Linked DNA regions of Homo sapiens: region 2 is linked to region 1. The links are chromatin contacts, found by Hi-C or POLR2A ChIA-PET in ENCODE. All regions are on one chromosome and are shown on one strand. Each heading gives the region's core, a stretch centred on a gene start or an enhancer-like site at or near the end of the contact. The rest is flanking DNA. Distances are from core to core; before and after follow the strand shown.

Evidence for each region. Hi-C counts contacts between places; a loop is a spot of excess contacts on that map. ChIA-PET counts read pairs that join two places held with the same protein, here RNA polymerase II (POLR2A). Pooled maps may share reads with other maps.
Region 2: a loop to region 1 is called in a pooled map, with 2.6 times the contacts of the local background. The contact joins two enhancer-like sites. A Hi-C loop is called at or near these places in 10 of 168 maps with a recorded cell type or tissue (A673, IMR-90, Jurkat and 7 more), 12 of 37 single-sample maps with no recorded cell type and 7 of 50 pooled maps. POLR2A ChIA-PET finds 5 or more read pairs at or near these places in 6 of 52 experiments (BJ, CD4-positive, alpha-beta T cell, IMR-90 and 2 more).

The regions. Positions count from the first base shown.
Region 1 is chr3:45,053,185-45,056,135 of GRCh38, reverse strand. No RefSeq gene overlaps it. Among named protein-coding and RNA genes, the nearest start is that of CLEC3B, 28 kb to the right of the region's middle. Within about 2 kb of position 1,400, at least 6 of the 41 ENCODE cell types and tissues checked have a DNase peak (open chromatin) inside an H3K27ac peak, as active enhancers do; they include IMR-90, where a contact is called at or near this core.
Region 2 is chr3:45,658,632-45,661,652 of GRCh38, reverse strand. The region is part of intron 2 of LIMD1 (LIM domain containing 1); the gene reads right to left. Among named protein-coding and RNA genes, the nearest start is that of LIMD1-AS1, 29 kb to the left of the region's middle. Within about 2 kb of position 1,557, at least 10 of the 41 ENCODE cell types and tissues checked have a DNase peak (open chromatin) inside an H3K27ac peak, as active enhancers do; they include IMR-90, where a contact is called at or near this core.

The sequences.
Region 1 (2,951 bases), core at 151-2,650:
AATTTCCTACATTTTTAAGATGGTTTGTGACTCATTCTAAGCAATTCCTGGTGTACAGAGGCCTGACTTCACTCTCTTACCACATTCAGAGGTAACATTTCCATTTCGAAAGCAAAAACTGACATAAGTGCAAATACTTTGGGAGACCCAGTGGAGGCAGAGTCTTTCCTTATGTGGGAGACGAGAATTTGCCACCCCAAAATATGCCTCTTTGGCATGAGGATTGTTGAGCTGAAGATAAGACGAGGCAGATGCAAGAAAGCTCTTTGCCCTTCCTCTATTTGCCTAAAAGTAGACACAAATTTACAAAGACAAATGGGATCCCACCCCCACCCCCTTCTCCCAGGGAGCACAAAGGTCTCCCACTGATGACAACGTTAGACCCTCAGTGACCTGAAGATGGCACCAGAGGAATCTACATGAACAAGCTTTACAGACCAGCCTTCATCTCACTTGCCTTTCCTCAAGTTGCTGCCCCTGGAGATTCAAAATCCTCTTCATCTTGTCACATCTCTAAAAATCTACTGTTCTTTGTTGAAGATGCTATATAAGCTGGAATTCAAAGCCACCACTATGAGAATGACTCATTCCCTGGGTAGCTCCTGTGTATATATGAAAGGCACATGTTAATAAACTTTGGTTTTTCTCATTAATCTGACTTTTGTTACAAGGGTCCGTTCCAACTAAGAATTCGTGACGATTGAGGAAAAAGTTATGTTTCCTCTTCAACACTTATATAAAATCACCTTTAAAATTAGAAAAAAACTAAGATAAATGTACAATTTGACATTAGCTGACCAAGTGTCCTTCACTTCAGCTGGCGAAAAGCAAAGAACTGTGAAAAATTAGAATTAGAAGGAATGTTAAAGATCATCTAGTGGCCAACTCGTTCACTGATGACTCATACAGATGAGGTAACTGAGGCCCAGTTGAAGAAAGAATAATTGGGAAATTCCTTCCTTTTCCTTCCAGAATCACATCTCTCAGAAATCTTCCTCACTTCCTCTTAAAAAGCAACACAGTGACATTTCTGCAAATAAGAGTCTGAGAAACACCTGCAACACAGGTCCTTCTGATAATGAAGATAAAAATGCCTTACACTTAAAAAAAAAGTCTAGTGTCAAATCACTCCAATATATCCAGTGTGAAGTTGTATTTTTAACTTATGTTTTCCTCAAGTAACATGGATAATAAGTCCTTTTGAGATAATAAAGCCTTTGTCTTTGGTGTTAAAAAAAATCTAATTTATTTTCTCCAAGTCAGGGACATTGATGTTTAAGATTAAAATCTGCAGTTGCTACAGCTGCTGCTGGCATAGACTTCTTGCACAAATACATCAAGATGTTTCTATTTGTCTTCAGATCCTTGCCAAGAGTTGAGCAATGGCTGAACATGGCATCACATCTGCTTTGGCCTGCGTGAAGAATTTTAATGTTAGTAGCACTAACATGTGTGGTATTTACTTCACTGGACATCCAATTCAATTCAGTCATTTCAATTTACTCTGATTGAACACCTGCTATGTGCAAGACACTGTGCTATGTGCTGATGGAGAAGTTACCAGGTAAAGTGCTAGGAGGGAGAGTTAGACACATGGTGAGAGGAGATAGAAACTTCAGGTAGTAGCATTCACTCATTCATTCAATGAACATGGCACCAAGCCAGGGTCTGATGTCTCCATTCCAATAGCTGCTTTCTTGAGCTATTAAGACACCTCTAAACTGAAACCGCCTTTGCAAAATTATGACTGAGACAGTGAAAGAGATCTAACCTAACTGACTCCATCTTGCTTCTAACCTCCAAGCTGTCCTTGTTCATTCCTGGGCATAAGCTGAAGTAACATTGGGAGAAACTTAGTTTATAGTTTAAACAAAGACGGTAACAGCCCTTTCCCAAAGCAGACCTCCTTCTTGCCTGGGAACTAGATTGACTTTATAGAACTAACATTAGCCACAAGATTAGAAATTATGGTTTAGGAGTCATGCAGCTGGAGGCTACAAGATTCTGACCTGCCCTAAACTGCTCCTAAGATCAGTGCTTGAGATATTTTGCAGCCCCTGCACTTGATGGATTAGCTGGCACAACCCAGATCAATAAACTGGCTCATCTGATCTTGTGGCCCCCACCCAGGAACTGACTCAGCACAAGAAGACAGCTGCGACTCCCTATGATTTCATCTCTGACCAATCAGCACTCCTGGCTCACTGGCTTCCCCCAACCCACCAAGTTATCCTTAAAAACTCTGCTCCCCAAATGTTTGGGGAGACTGATTTGAGTAATAATAAAACTCCAGTCTCCTGCACAGCCTGCTCTGCATAAATTACTCTTTCTCTATTGCAATTCCCCTGTCTTGATGAATCAACTCTGTCTAGGCAACAGGCAAGGTGAACCCCTTGGGCGGTTACAAAACTAGAAGAGAAATGAATGAGGGGCTGTGGCTATCAGGGCAATAATAAAATGTGATGGGAGTCCTTTGCCAATCTTTATTCAGTTTACCTAACTGTGAGCTTTCGTTTCTAGCTCTGCTCCCAAGGCAACAGACCATATTACAAGTTACTTACGTTAGTAAACAAACTACATTAATCTATAAACTAATTAAAACATATTGTAATGATTTCCCAGTGATATTCTTTAATAATTTTCATTTGGATACTGAAAATGAAAATCATGCATCCCACCCTGCTCTTCAGGAATGCTGAAGGCCAGAGCAGCTCACAGGTTATAGATTTTGCATCTGTAAGAGACAAGCACACCTCAGCATTCACCTTCAGCCCAAACCTCTGCATAGAGAACTACCAGACCTTTAGCAACAGCAACGTAATATCTTCTCACCTGAAAAAGAGAGAAAACCCATATTCAGGGCATCGGGGAATAAAGAGAACCAAACAGGTTCCACTGGGGACGGTGGCATTTTGGGGATTTCTTGATCCATCTCATCATAGCCATGGTTT
Region 2 (3,021 bases), core at 308-2,807, 610 kb before region 1:
GGGATAGCAGAAGCTAAAACAAGCTCTTAGGAGAGAAATTTGTATTAAATGTCAGTAGAATTTACAAAGTTCAGATATTTTCTCCCCAAAAATTCTATTTCAGGAATTTATCCTAGTTCCAGAAATCGTCATCTCAGATTTATAATAGCTTGCTAAAAATGAGCATCAAATGTCCAATTCCTATTAAATGATAACCCATATACATGTTGGAATATTATGCAGCCATAAAAAGATTGTGTTTTCAAAAAAATATTTATTGACAGGGAAAAATACTTAAAATATTTTAAAGGAAGTATATAAGTATGTGGGTTACAGTTATGAACACACTCACATATATGATGACAAAATTATGTGTACACTCATACACATAAGATGTACACCAAATTTTAAGTCATTATCTTTGAGTGTAAGAAATAGGTGATTTTCAATTACCATTTTTTCCTGCAATAATTATGCATTATTTTTATAACCTGAAACAAAGTTTAATGGAGTAGGGGAATGTGGGTGGGGGTGCATGGAAGGGATAATAGGACTTACATAGAAGGCCACAACTCTTTAGGTCTCCAAAGCTGCTCTCTTGTCCTCCCCTCAAAGTTACTGTTGCCCTCTCTTCTAGAAGGTCCCCATCCTTGAACGTTCGCAGTATTTTCTGACTCTGCTAAACTAAGGTACCAAGAATGTCTACCTACAGCTGGGTGATCTCAGGGATCATCATCAGAACCCCCTTGACAGCCATGGAAATTAATTTCAGTTACTTAAACTTTCTCTCTATAAAGGGACTCCAGAGAACTCGAAGTTTTAGAAAAGAAAATGAGAACTAACTAGAGTATCTTTCCCATACTTTTCCCACGTCGGACACCTACCTGGGTGACAGCTGATCTGCTGCCCTCTGTCCCTCCCCAGGAACAAGGTGACGAGGAACACAAACAGCCCACCTGGCCGGGCGCGGTGGCTCACGCCTGTGATCCCAGCACTCTGGGAGGCTGAGGCTGTTGGACCACTTGAGATCACGAGTTCGAGACCAGCCTGGCCAACATGGCGAAACCTCATCTCCACTAAAAATACAAAAATTAGCTTGGCATGGTGGCACGCGCCTATAATCCTAGCTACTTGGGAGGCCGCGGTAGGAGAATCGCTTGAACCTGGGAGGCGGAGGCTGCAGGAAGCTAAGATCGCGCCATTGCACTCTAGCCTTTATGACAGAGAGAGACTCCGTCTCGGGAAAAAAAAAAAAAAAAAAAAAAAAAGACAGCCCACCTAAGAGAAGCTTGCTCAACCAGTAAGCAAAACTATTCACACACTGTCTGATCACAAAGTCCAAATCTTTACTTGTGGAGCTCCCCACTTTCGCCTCTTCCTTCTCGGAATTCCCGCAGGGTAAACTCATTCCTCAAGAGAGGAAAGAAGGTGGGGCTGCAGTTGCGGATGGGGCCCCTAGAGGGAGCTAGGAGGCCACCAGGAAACGGCGCAGGACTTCCAGAGCTTAGGCTTCTGATCCAATGTATGGAGAACACAGCAAACAGCACTTTGGTTCCAGGAATGGGGTTAGCAAGTTCTAAGGAATCTGAGCTGGAAATCAACGTTTTGTGTAATAGGGCGAAGATCACCTCTATTCCAAAAATCACAGAGGAAGATCATTGAACATGCAGAAGCACTGAACCCTCTAGTGTTAAGAAACAAATTAAACGAAAGCTTTTTCATCCAGGAGATCAACAAAGATTTTTTAAGTGTTTGTGATTGTTGTCACTGTATATTTTCATAAGCTACTGCTGAGAGTGTAAGATGATAAACTCTCCCTGGAAGGGAAACTTTAAAATGTTTATCTCTGACTCAGTGAGGTTATCTGAGACTTAGCTTTGGGAAAGAATTTTAAAAAGTGAATAAATATTTACTTAGATCCAAACTGGCAGCCTTAGAGGAATGGTTATATAAACCAGAGTACATATAAATGATGAAATGTTACATAGCTATTTAAAATGTCATTTAAATAGTGTTTTAGTCATATTGGAAAATGCTTATATATAGCATATATATATGTTTGGGGATAGCATATATATATGTTTGGGGTTTTTTTGAGATGGAGCCTGACTCTGTCACCCAGGCTGGAGTGCAGTGGTGCAATCTGCAGCCTCAGCCTCCCAGGCTCAAGGAATCCTCCCACCTCGGCCTCCTGAGTAGATAGGGCTACAGGTGTGCACCACCACAACTGCCTAATTTTTGTATTTTTTTGTAGAGACAGTGTTTCGCCATGTTGTCTAAGGCTAGTCAACAACTCCTGGGCTCAAGTGATCAGCCCATCTCAGGATTACAGGTGTGAACTACTGCACCCAGACTGAAAATATATTAACAAGTGAAAAAAGCAAACTTGACAAGTGTATTTATAGTACAATTCCATTTCAGTAATTTGCAGATACCACTGATATGCAAAAGGGAAAAAAACAAACAGTGGGTAACACTGGTAGAAGTATAACAGTGAAACATCACTTTCTACTTTATATACTTTAATATTTTAAATTTTCTTTCTAGTATTAGGTACAGTGACAGATGGTATTAGAGAGAAATTTCACTTTACTTCACATATTTCTATATTAAATTTTTCTAGAAATATGTATAATATGAAAAAATACTTTTAATCTTAAAAGAAAACCCTTATGTTATAATGTGAAAAGTAAAAAGCAAGATTTAAAAATTGTGCATCTCAACTATATAAAGAAATTCAAAGAAAAAAAGACTGGAAAGGAAATCTGCCCATGAGTGGCAACGCCTCTGAGTGGACATATTTAGAATCTGCATGGTGAGGCCAGGCACGGTGGCTCATGCCTGTAATCCTAGCACTTTGAGAGGCCAAGGCGGGCAGATCGCCTGAAGTCGGGAGTTCAAGACCAGTCTGACCAACATGGAAAAGCCCCCTCTCTACTAAAAATACAAAATTAGCCAGGCATGGTGGTGCATGCCTGTAGTCCCAGCTACTCAGGAGGCTGAGGCAGGAGAATCACTTGAACCCAAGGAGTGGAGATTGTG